Linked DNA regions of Homo sapiens: all the other regions are linked to region 3. Evidence: read pairs that join two places in POLR2A ChIA-PET (ENCODE). Cell type or tissue: OCI-LY7. All regions are shown on one strand. Region 1 overlaps TASOR2 (transcription activation suppressor family member 2). Region 2 overlaps FBH1 (F-box DNA helicase 1). Region 3 has its middle 14 kb from the start of TRV-TAC3-1.

What was found. Peaks named below come from ENCODE experiments on the same cell type or tissue, not always from the same donor. Only the 100,000 strongest peaks of a DNase experiment are listed, where the experiment ranks them.
Region 1: POLR2A ChIA-PET joins it to region 3 with 5 read pairs; 3 of 35 experiments call an interaction of 5 or more read pairs at or near these places.
Region 2: POLR2A ChIA-PET joins it to region 3 with 6 read pairs; 13 of 35 experiments call an interaction of 5 or more read pairs at or near these places.

The regions. Positions count from the first base shown.
Region 1 is chr10:5,732,947-5,736,946 of GRCh38, reverse strand. It overlaps TASOR2 (transcription activation suppressor family member 2), which reads right to left. Exons shown (of 22, transcript NM_001321783.2): 13 at 1,401-1,643. Among named protein-coding and RNA genes, the nearest start is that of TASOR2, 50 kb to the right of the region's middle. In OCI-LY7, no CTCF peak of the experiment used is centred here; no DNase peak of the experiment used is centred here; H3K27ac peaks cover 356 bases.
Region 2 is chr10:5,894,030-5,898,029 of GRCh38, reverse strand. The region is part of intron 1 of FBH1 (F-box DNA helicase 1); the gene reads right to left. Among named protein-coding and RNA genes, the nearest start is that of FBH1, 5.8 kb to the right of the region's middle. In OCI-LY7, no CTCF peak of the experiment used is centred here; a DNase peak (open chromatin) is centred at 2,059; H3K4me3 peaks cover 523 bases; H3K27ac peaks cover 1,484 bases.
Region 3 is chr10:5,838,124-5,842,123 of GRCh38, reverse strand. No RefSeq gene overlaps it. Among named protein-coding and RNA genes, the nearest start is that of TRV-TAC3-1, 14 kb to the left of the region's middle. RefSeq lists enhancers at 1,081-1,130, 1,411-1,590, 1,801-2,100. In OCI-LY7, no CTCF peak of the experiment used is centred here; DNase peaks (open chromatin) are centred at 993 and 1,673; H3K4me3 peaks cover 2,133 bases; H3K27ac peaks cover 2,584 bases.

The DNA of each region.
Region 1 (4,000 bases), 110 kb after region 3:
TCTTTCTCTGAATTCTCACTCTCTGTGAGATAGTAACATCTAGTAATAGATGAGGGAGAAAGTAGAATCAGGAAAACCAGACAGAAAACTCATAGAAAGATAGGAGAGAATGAAGTCTCTCCGTTAAACAAAACAAAAAAAATACACACACACCACAAAAAAATCAATACCAAAGGGAAAAAAAATTAAGGAAAGTAGATCCAGGAGGAAAGCTGGTATTTGTCTCACTAAGGTGACAACAAAACTTTCTAGTACAGAGGTTATATCTAGCAGTTGAAAATACAAAACTGGAGCAGTTCATGTGACTAAACTTGATTCTTTACTTAAGCAAAGTTAAATCAGTAAAACTACTTTTAAAATTAATGCCTTTTAAAACCAAATACAGGATTCTCAGCCAGGCATGGTAGCTCATGCCTGTAATCCTAACACTTTGGGAGGCTGAGCCAGGCAGGATCACTTGAGCTCAGGAGTTCAAGACCAGCCTAGGCAACATGGTGAAACCCCGTCTCTCTCTCTTTTTTTTTTTTCTGAGACGGAGTCTCGCTCTGTCGCCCAGACTGGAGTGCAGTGGCGCGATCTCGGCTCACCACAACCTCTGCCCCCCAGGTTCAAGCGATTCTCCTGCCTCAGCCTCCCGAGTAGCTGGGATTACAGGCATGTGCCACCACGCCTGGCTAATTTTGTATTTTTAGTAGAGACAGGGTTTCTCCATGTTGGTCAGGCTGGTCTGGAACTCCTGACCTCAAGATCCACCCACCTCGGCCTCACAAAGTGCTGGGATTACAGGCGTGAGACACCGCGCCTGGCCAAAACCTGGTCTCTGTAAAAAAATACAAAAAAATTAGCTGAGCATGGTGGTACGTGCTTGTAGTCCCAGCTATTTGAGGGGGCTGAGGTGGGAGGAGCCCTTGAGCCCAGGAGGTCAAGGTTGCAGTGATTGTAAAGTGAGACCCTGTCTCTAAATAAATAAAACTAAATACAGGATTCTGGATTACTGACAGTTTTGGACAGTCTGTTTATAATTCCCTTTAGATAAACTTATAATCTTCTATTTTTATAATTGATAATGGTCTAGAAAAATAATGCCAGATACTACTTGCTTCTGCATTTAGTCATAAATAAGGCCATTTATACTTTAATGCTTGTAGACAATTCATGTTCAGGCTTTTTGCAAAGTAAAAAGTAGGCTCTATGTTTTTGAAGGTTTGAGCTTTTGTACCTTCCTAATTTATTTACATTAGGAAACCAGTTTACTTAGTTTTTTTAATGTCTGAACTGAAAAACACAGAAAAAATTATTGGGACATTGCAACTGCTCTTACACTATTTCAATAAATTATCTTGCACTCTCTGTTAGATCTGTATTGGGGTGTTTAAATTTATAGGAAGAGTATTTCTTACCAGGTTGTAGCTGCTTTCTGTTTCTGGGGTTCTCATTGCCTTTTACTATATTTACTCTCTGTTTTTGTGGAGATTTCTTCACAGGTGGCTTAGCCCTTGGAACAGTTTTGACTGGAGATTTCTCTTGTTTCCTTGCCCTTTTAGCATTTGTTGGCACTGGAACATCTTTAGAAATAGGAGCTTCTTGGTTTTTCCTATCCAATTTGGTTTTCTGTACAAACTGTGCAGTCAGCACTTCCGCACCTTATGTAGAAAAGACATCATTTTTGTAAGGGGTAGGGGCCCAGATACTTAGCATAGCTTTTCCATTTTTTGTTTTGTTTTGTTTTTATTTTGGGGACAGTAACTTTAGTAATGGGGAATAAACTATGAAGTTTCAGGTATTTAATTAAAAGATTTTAACAAATCAAAAGTTAAACATTCTCACATAAATATAATATGAACTTGCTAAGTGTCTGCCTATATCCCTATCAGATGAAGAAGAAAAAGATCAGAGTAATAACTTTGTAACAACTGAAAAAAAAAGAAAAACAAACAAACAAACAAAACTTTGGGCTGGGAGTGGTGGCTCACACTTGTAATCCCAGTATGTTGGGGGGCCATGACGGACGGACTGCTTGAGCCCAGGAGTAGGAGACCAACCTGGGCAACATGGCAAGACACTGTACAAAAAAATAAACAAATTAGCAAGGAGTGGTGGCATGTGCCCATAGTCCCAGCTATTCGAGAGGCTGGGGTGGGAGGATAACTGGAGCCCACACCACTGTACTCCAGGCTGGGCAAGAGTGAGACCCTGTCTCAAAAAAAAAAAAAAAAAAAAAAAAAAAAAATCTTCATAACCTTTCCTGACTAATGTGACAGGTAAGACTGAATATGCTAGATCACAGCCCCAGGATATAGATATTTCTGTTTAAACAAACAGCAGCACAGCTTCCATAAGGTGAAGTGGTTAAAACTATAACCACACTGCAGAGAAGAGTTGTATAGACAGCAATATATTTGGAGAGCCATATTATATATTTTACGTTACTACTTGTAAACATCTAAATTTTAATACCATCTGAAAAACAATCTTTTAAAAGATGGGAAGCCTGAGGAAAGTGTGCACCTGGTTTTATTTCTAACAAATCTGCTATCTTACACAATGATGACTCTTAGAAGCGCTCTGGGAAGCCTGAGGAAAGTGTGCACCTGGTTTTATTTCTAACAAATCTACTATCTTACACAATGGTGTCTCTTAGAAGCGCTCTGCTTTGCTTCTCACATGGCATAAAAATAGCTAAAGGTGGAGCTAAAGGATGGGAAGAAAAAGGAAATACTAAACACCTGCTTATAATGCACAACAGAAAGTGTTTCAATCTTTTAAGAGTTAAAATTAAGCCTCAAAGATATCATATGAAATAATCACACATTTAATGTTGGCAAATATTTTTAAATTACATTATACAGAAGACGCTACTTCTCACTAAGGACACTAAAAATGATATTAAACAGTTTAAGAAACTGATCAGTGTTAGTGAAATGTAGGAGAAAAAAGGAGACCCATTTCATTTCATTCTTTTGGGGGTTAGCGAAATGAATAGTTTTAAAAATGTTTTCAGAATATCTTAATGCTGTACATTTCAAGTCTGATTATCTTCCTCCCTACCAAATTATTATATTAATAAGTACTAAAGCAGCGTATTTTTTTTTAACAATAAGACTTCTTATTACACTCTAATTACATTTTCTAAAATCTTCAGCATAGGGAAGAGCAAAATAAAAATAAATCAGGAAAACAGTTAAGACTAAATTAAAAAGAAAAAGATTAGACAACCAAGACCCAGGGGGAAACTTTCTAATATTTGTACAAACAGAAAAGGAAGATATTCCCAAGTACTCCCAGGTGTTGGGAGAAAAAAGAAAAATGAAACAAAGTGATCCTGCATAGATTGTTTTGTTTACATGTAACATTCAATACCATGCTTCTCAAACTGAATGCAATTAATCCACTGGTGGGTTGTAAAATAAATTCAATGTGTCACAACTAGAATTCTTTCTTTTTTTTTGAGATGCAGTCTTGCTCTGTCACCCAGGCTGGAGTGCAGTGCAGCTCACTGCAACCTCTCCCTCCCAGGTTCAAGAGATTCTCGTGTCTCAGCCTCCCAAGTTGCTGGGATTACAGGCAAGTGCCCCCATACCTGGCTATTTTTTGTGTTTTTAGTAGAGACGGGGTTTCACCATGTTGGCCAGGCAGGTCTCGAACTCCTGGCCTCAAGTGATCCACCCGCCTCAGCCTCCCAAAGTGTTAGGATTATAGGCATGAGCCACCACACCCAGCCCAGAACTCTTAAATGAAACAGAATAGAAGGTATCAGACTGTATTACACATAATTTTTTTTTGAAATTTTTGTTCCAGTCATGTATGAACTTGTAGGTACCGGAATATAATATCAAACATATTTCTTACAGTGGATATAATTAAAAACATCTGAGAAACAGTGACAATTTATGTTGAGTTATAGATAACTGATTCAATACCTTAAATTGGTTCATGCAGAACAGTATGGTTGGCCTGGAATCTGTTTTACAGATAGTTGTATAGTCTGGTGCACTGCTTT
Region 2 (4,000 bases), 56 kb before region 3:
TATACTACAGAACTGCTCCCACAGGGAGACCTCCCTGGTAGCTCACAACAGACTGATGACAGAACATCAAAAATGTTCAGTCCCAAAGGGAACTGCTTTGGAAAAGGTAATATGAACAGGATAGATTTTTATTTATGTATTTATCTCAGAAAATACGTCTGAATCCAAAATGCTTGTTGCGAAGATTAAGTGTTTGCAGAAATCTAACAAAGACACAGGAGTAACAGAAAGTGCTAATGGGAGTGTTGGAACACTGTGTTCTGCTTCAAGGGAGTCCCGGTATATTCCAATATGTTCTGGCATGAAGCCACCCTGGGAGGAACTGAGGTTCGGTACCGGGGGAGGGGCGCTTAGACTGGTGATCTGGCCTCTGTGCACTAAGATAAGTAACCTATATAACTGGAATGGCGTTACCAGCCATAGTTTGGCTGGCGGGAGAGCTGGTACTTTTATTGGATTTTTATTAACACTTTTATTGGATTCCCCACCCCTTGGACTTATTGGATATATGTATCAAAAATAACTTTTCTAACGTCAGCTGGAGGTCAGGAAAACTAACCTGTATCTCTGGTCTCAGAGAGAGGTGCTGTGATGCTCTGAACTGGGAGCCAGGAGCCCTGTGTCCACCTCCTCCGCAGGAGCCCTGTGTCCACCTCCTCTGCAATTACACGCTTTACACTTAATGTTCCCTTAAAGCCCCTCCGAGGCTGTGGGGTGCAGGAGAAGACCCACACTTGGCAGGTATATTCATCGCCAAAGCCTTGCTTATGAAAACGAGGATTATAATAACCTGCCATGCTGAATTCAGAGAATGAGACAATATATATGTAAGTACTCAAGCCACCCACATTGAGGGTGACAACACCTATCTCTAAATCTATGTCAACACCTAGCAACAGAAACGTCAGAAGAAATATGTGACTACCACACCAATCTGAGGGTCTCCTAAGGCACATCAGTTTTAATAGCATTAATGTTCTTGCTAAATGGTTAAAAATAAAACCAAAACACTACACTAGAATTCTAATCACCCTTCTATTCTTATTAATATACCTTTTTAAAAAGCAGTTCAAAAATAACTTTATCAAAATAAGAATGCTCAAATGCTACTTCTTCCATAAAAATCCTCCTTCCCTGAGTCACGCAAAGCTCATGGTATGCCTCCCTCTCTACACAGCAAGTGCACTTTACACCTCCTGTAAAGGGCATTTACTGTTAGAAGCTGCTTGTGATTCTTTAGGGAATGAAATTATCTGTGGTGAATGACCACAGATAAAGGGAAGCTGTGTCTAAACTAGGGGTTCTTGTGGGTGCAGAGAGATTAGAATCACTTACGGGGCTTTGCAAACTCTACAAGGCCCCCAGAGTTGTTGAAATTGGTCTCCTACACACCAAATTCGGCATCTGTGCTCCCACCCTTGGACACTCTCTTCCACAATAACCAACAGAAATGTGTTAGAGCCCTCAGGTGTCAGGGTAGAAAAACCAGAATGTACACAAACCATTTTGTCAAATGAATATTCCCTAGGCTTAAGTAAGCTCATTCCCACACTGCCTTTTCTGTGACGGCTTTCTAACAGTGTGACTTCTCTGTCCTCCACCCCAGGGGTCCCCATTCCAGGACCCACCTCTCTTTGCTAACCCTCAGCTTTTAGCCCTACCCCAGCAATTCCTGGCCTTTGCTGACTTTGAAGTGGTCAGATCTGGAGTTTAGCCCTCCACCACCCCTCAAATCTCTTCACCTTGATGACAGTCTATCCCCTCCCAGCCCACTCTGACCCACTCCATGCCCTGGTGAGGTCCCCCGATGGAGATGAGACCCTTATCAGTCTCCCCTGAACGAGTCCTTACAAGAACTCTGCTACGGGGAACTAAAAGGAAGGGACCACGTCTATCCCCTCATTCCTCAAAGTGCACAAGGGGGAAACAAGAGACACTCCTGCAGTCGCAGAGTGAGAACTGCGTGTCTGCCACTCCTCCCCTATGCTTTCATTTGCCTGGCTTCTTTTTTTAATCTTCTTTATTGAAAACAACTTACAAAACAAGTCACAGAAAGTGAAACTGAGTGTTTCAGGTTTTGCTGCAAAGAATGTTGTTGCTCTTCTCCCTGAGCACACAGCTGGGCTATACTTCCCAGTCCTGCGTGCAGGTGGATGTCGCCTTACCGCTGGGTGCCAGCCAATGCAATGGGAACAGCAGCAGCACACGCCTCTTCCAGACCTGCCCTCCACTCTTCTCCTCTTCCCCTTAACTGGGAAGCTGATTCCCAGGACATCCTTAGAAGCCGGGTGTTCAAAATAGAAGAGCCTCCAGCAGCCTCAATCCTCGGACTACTGCTTTAAAAAGAACCCTCCCTCCCCACACCTACACACACAAACTCCAACCACCACCATGACCTGTAGCCTCCTTAGATTGTTATGGGATTGAAAAATAAACGTCTATTGTGAGGCCATTACATGTCTGGATCTATTTGTCACTGCAGCAAAGCTTACCCTAACCATTCAGGATCATTTGAAATGGATACCAAATAATTTCCTTTCTTCCTCTACCTTTACTAATCAGAATTCATACCAAAAAGTCCTTTAAAACTTTTAGGTTACAGACCTAAATGGACAAGATGAAGACAATAAGTACCTAGAATTCCTGGAAGTAAATATTATTATTAAATAATTGCTTTTTCAAAAAAAAATCAAGTTGACTCGCTAGTACAAGGTACCTGACTGGAGAAACTGCTACAATACCATACCCAACTTTAACAAAGATCCACAGAGGGCAGTTTTGCTAATCTGGACAATTTTGGAGTCAGCTAACCGCCCTGGTCAGTTTCCCACATGCCTCTTACTTTCAGCGTGCTCTGTGAAGACCAGCAAGTGGGCACTCGTCCTCTGGCATCTCCTGTGGAGATGGCCCAGGGGCCCTGCGCAATGTAGCCCATTATCACATGACTCAGGCACTTGACAGGTCCAATGGCAGCCTGTGAAACGGGAATGGCCCAATTTCAACAGTTAACTGTGTTATCTCTCAACTCCAGCACCATAAAAGTATTCACTCAAGCCAGGAAGCACTTCGCAGGAATAAAACCGCCCTGTACACCCGAGATACTTGTAACAATTCTTTGTGTAAGTGTGCATTTAACATGTGTCTTATATGAATTATTGTTTTTAATTGCACTGTATTACATATTATATTAATAACAATTATTTGTATAAGTCTGTATTTAATACGTCTTCCATCCCAGACTAAAAGCTCTCTGCTCTAGTGGGAAGGAGTAGAGAGGTACTCACACCCAGCATGTAACACACATTGCTTCATAAACAATTCCTGATTAAACGAACAAATGTGCAGCTGCAGCACTTCTTCTGAAGTGTGGGCTGTCTTCCTTGGCTTTGAAGCTCTCAACTCTCCCAGAGCTCCTAAGTGCTTTACAGCTTTTGCAGTTCTTTCCTATATTCTCGTCTGACCCTCAAAGCAATCCTACAATTGTGCCATGATTAAGCTGGGGCTCAGAGAGGACTTGCCTGAAGTCACCTCGTAGCTCATGAGTGATGGTGCCAACACAAGAACCCGGGTCTCCTGACTCCCCTAGTCCAGTGCACTTCCTACTGTGACATTCTTCACTCTGTATCTAGACACCTTGAAAGCAGCTTCTGAAAACCTCAAGTTTAATTTCCATATTACATTTTTTTAAAATCATTGTGAAATGTCAGAACCAAAGAAATTGAGAAGTATTTGGAAAACATAACTATAAGGAAAATACCACTAAATGCTGTAGACCCGAAATGGAAAAACTTCAAAATATTGTGTCCCCATTAGCTCTAAAAGAAACGAATGCAGAAAGCAAGCAAAATAGAGCTCCAGCTCCTTTCCCAGGTATTCACTGACGCAGAGCCAGGCTACCACAGCCTGCTTCTCCAGAAATCCAAAAGTTCCCAGGCAGTAAGCTCAATCTCCCCGGGATCCTCTCACATCTGAGACACCTGTGACTCCCTTGGAGACAGCA
Region 3 (4,000 bases):
GGAAGCCTCCCCAGAAGCTGTTGCCGGTGCTATGCGACCTGTACAGCCTGCAGAACCGTGAGCCAATTGAACCTTGTTTTCTATAAATTATGCAGTCTCAGGTATTTCTTCATAGCAATGAGAGAACAGACTAATATAGAAGACAACACCATGAGTTGGAGAAGAGCATTCCAGCTCACGCCATGGCCTCAGGGGCATCCTACTCTTGATTTTCTTTGATGTATACATGAAGGGGATGGTGGCAGAAACACTTTCAATGAATTTGTGCTCTTGGAGTCACCTTTACATCAATTCGAGGGGGAAATGCCGTGATTAAGCCATTCGCTAAGTAAAGCTGTCAAATAGCAGCTTCTGGTGCATGTAGACCAGGCAGTCACATTTGGTGATTTAGGGGCTGTGTGAAGACCCCGCGCCTACCGTTAAACAATCTATCCAAATCACTCCCATCTCTACAAATATACGACAGCTGCCACAGAAATCTCTTGTTTTCGCTCTGGAGGGAGAATGCCTCCAGTAACTGGTTTACTTATAGGGCCAGCTTATTAAACTTACAGTTTACTTATTTATTTTTATTTGTTTGTTTTGGTTTTTGTTTTGTTATTGTTGTTTTTTGAACTTACAGTATAAAAAACAGTAACTCAGACATTTGAATCCTGCCCCACCACTAATCAGCTTCTTGCCTTGGCCAATCCCAACCTGAGTCAGTACCCTTATTCGTACAATGGATTTAGTAACACCTGCTTTATGCAGTAATTACAAAGGTTAAAATAATCCATACCTGTTAAATAACTGGCCAGTGCTTGGCCAAAATAGAATCCCCAAATAGTTTGAATCTGTGTCACGAGACTCTGACAGCACAGGGCACTGATGCACAGAAAGGGTGTCATTGTGTCACTGAAGAGGTGTGATTGATGGGCGGGGTCTGGTGTTTATTTGCAGCACCAGAGAGGGGGCCTCCCACCGAGGAAGGAAATGCCAGAAATAAAGGGGCAATGAGGGGGCGTGAGGGTGAGGACATGACCCGCGTCACCAGGGCAGTCGTGGGCTGAAGCCTTTCTGTATGTCCTCCTGCCCCCCGGTCACCTGCAGCGAGTGAGACCTTCCAGGGCCACATGACATGAACCGTGGGAACAGCACCTTCACTAGGCTGTGCCTGACTTTCGAAGGGGTTTTCAGGAGAGCTTTGGACAAAGCGTGGAGGCACGAATTCTCAAAAAATCCAAATGAGGGCCCCAGAGCCACTGGCCTCCCCACTTTCTGCAGCAGGACCTGGGTGGACACTGGTGCCCACAGACCCCCCAGACAGGACACGAGGTGCCCCGCGAGGTGGAAATACATCTTCTTCCCGCCTCACAGTGCAGCAGAGAAGCACTGACTTTCTAGCTGCTTTAGCCACACACAATGGCACCTCTGTTCCTGTCCAGTGAGCTTGCTGCCTCCAGGGACACTGCCGGGGCCCATCGTGGCCATGCCGGGAACATGCAGTCCTTTGATAATCGCCCTTTATCCCGGCCTCTAAATCAAAGCGGCAAACATGCTGACAACAACTCCAGCAAACGCAACCGATGCTTTCAGGTCTGACCCTGAAACGGAGACCCACCTCCGTGGGGAGAAGCACACGCTTCTCTGGGCTGTAGGCTCGACGGAAACAGGAACTGCGGGCCCTGCACACAGCTGCGCTCGCCGGGGCAGCTCAGACTCACATCCCCAGGGGGATGCGAGTTATCCAGAACGGCGTTCCTGACCCCCAGAGGGGTGAGTCACCCCGGCCCGCCTTTCCACGTGCTGTGTGAAGCCTGTGGACAACTTCAGATGCCTTGTTGTTTTTTTATCGAGGTGAAATTCAAGTAACGTAAAATGAACCATTTAAAGTGAAAAATTCGGGCCGGGTGCAGTGGCTCACACCTGTAATCCCAGCACTTTGGGAGACCGAGGTGGGAGGATCGTTTGAGCCCAGGAGTTCGAGACCAGCCTGGACAACATAGTGAGACCCTGTCCCCGAAAAAAGAAAAACAAAATTAGCCGGGCATGGTAGTGTGCACCTGTGTTCCCAGCTACTCCGGAGGCTGAGGTGGGAGGATGGCTTAAGCCTGGTGGGGGTTGAGGCTGCAATGAGCTATGATTGTCCCACTGCACTCCCAGCCTGGGTGACAGAGAGAGGCCCTGTCTCAAAAAAAAACTAAAATAAATAAATAAATAAAAGGAATAATTCAGTGGCATTTAAAACATTCACTGTTCTGCAGGCACCACCGCTATCTAGCTCCAAAGTGTTCTCCTCACCCCAAATACAACCCCGCACCCATGTGCAGTCACTCTTCATTCTCCCCTCCCAGACTGTGACGGCAACGTGCCAGGGACTGTGCTCAGGGCAGAAGCACAGTGGTCAACACAGCGGTTGCAGTCCCTGCCAACATGGGGTCCAGTCTAACGTGACATCCAGATACAAAACAACTGGAAATGGCACGTGTTACAGGAGCCTATGACAGAAGTGCTAAGCAGGGGCCGGGCGCCGTGGCTCACGCCTGTAATCCCAACACTTTAGGAGGCCGAGGAGGGTCAGGGGTTCAAGACCAGCCTGGCCAACATGGTGAAACTCAGTCGGTACTAAAAATACAAAAATTAGCCAGGCGTGGTGGTGCACGCCTTTAATCCCAGCTACTCAGGAGGCTGAGGCAGGAGAATCACTTGAACCCAGGAGGCAGAGGTTGCAGTGAGCCGAGATTGTGCCACTGCACTCCAGCTTGGGTGACAAAGCGAGACTCCGTCTCAAAAAGAAAAAAAAAAACACTGCTGAGCGGGTCCAAGCTCAGAGTTCCCATACGATGCCCTGCTGAGGTGGGCTTGACGGTCATCCCCATTCTCCAGATGAACAAACTGGAATCTTGAGAGGTTAAATGCCCTGCTCAAGGTTAGACCACCAATAAATGGCAAAGTTGGGATTCAAACAAAGGTCCCTGTGACATCCACCAAGTTGCTTTCTGTCTCTATGGATTTAATTATCCCGTACATTTCATATCAATGGAATCACACAATATGTGACCTTTTGTGTCTGGCTTCTGTTATTTTAATATTGCAAAGGTTCATCCATGATGTAGCATACTTTAATGCTCGATTCCCTTTTTTTCTTTTTTTATCAGAGTCTCGCTCTGTCACCCAGGCTAGAGTGCAGTGGCGCGATCTTGGCTCACTGCAAGCTCCGCCTCCCGGGTTCACGCCATTCTTCTGCCTCAGCCTCCCGAGTAGCTGGGACTACAGGCGCCCGCCACCATGCCCGGCTAATTTTTTGTATTTTTAATAGAGACGGGGTTTCACTCTGTTAGCCAGGATGGCCTTGATCTCTGACCCCGTGATCCGGCCACCTCGGCCTCCCAAAGTGCTGGGATTACAGGTGTGAGCCACCGCGCCCAGCCTCGATTCCCTTTTATAACTGAATCCTATTTCATTGTATGGATGGACACACTTTGTTTCTTCGCTCATCTGCGGATGCACATTTGGCTTGTTTTCCTTTTGGTTTCTGTTGACAGTGTTGCTATGAACATTGGTGCACAGTATCTGTTTGAGTCCCTGCTTTTAATTCTTTAGGAGTGGGATGCTGGATCATAGGATGATTTTGTTTGTTTGTTTGTTTGTTTTGAGACAGGGTCTTGCTCTGTCCCCCAAGCTGGAGTGCAGCGGTGTGATCACGGTTCACTGCAGCCTTGACCTCCCGAGCTCTGGGGATCCTCTCACCTCAGCCCCACAAGTAGTTGGGACTGCAGGCATATGCCACCATGCCTGGCTAATTTTTTGTAATTTTTGTAGAAACAGGGTTTCATCATGTTGCCCAGGCTGGTCTCAAACTCCTGGGCTCTAGCCATCTGCCACCCCATCCTCTCAGTGCTGGGATTACAGGTGTGAGCCACTGCAGCCAGCCTGAGCATCTTTTCATGTGCTTGTTGGCCATTGGTATATCTTTTTTGAGAAATGTCCACTCAAGTTCTTTGCGCAGTTTTTAGTTGGA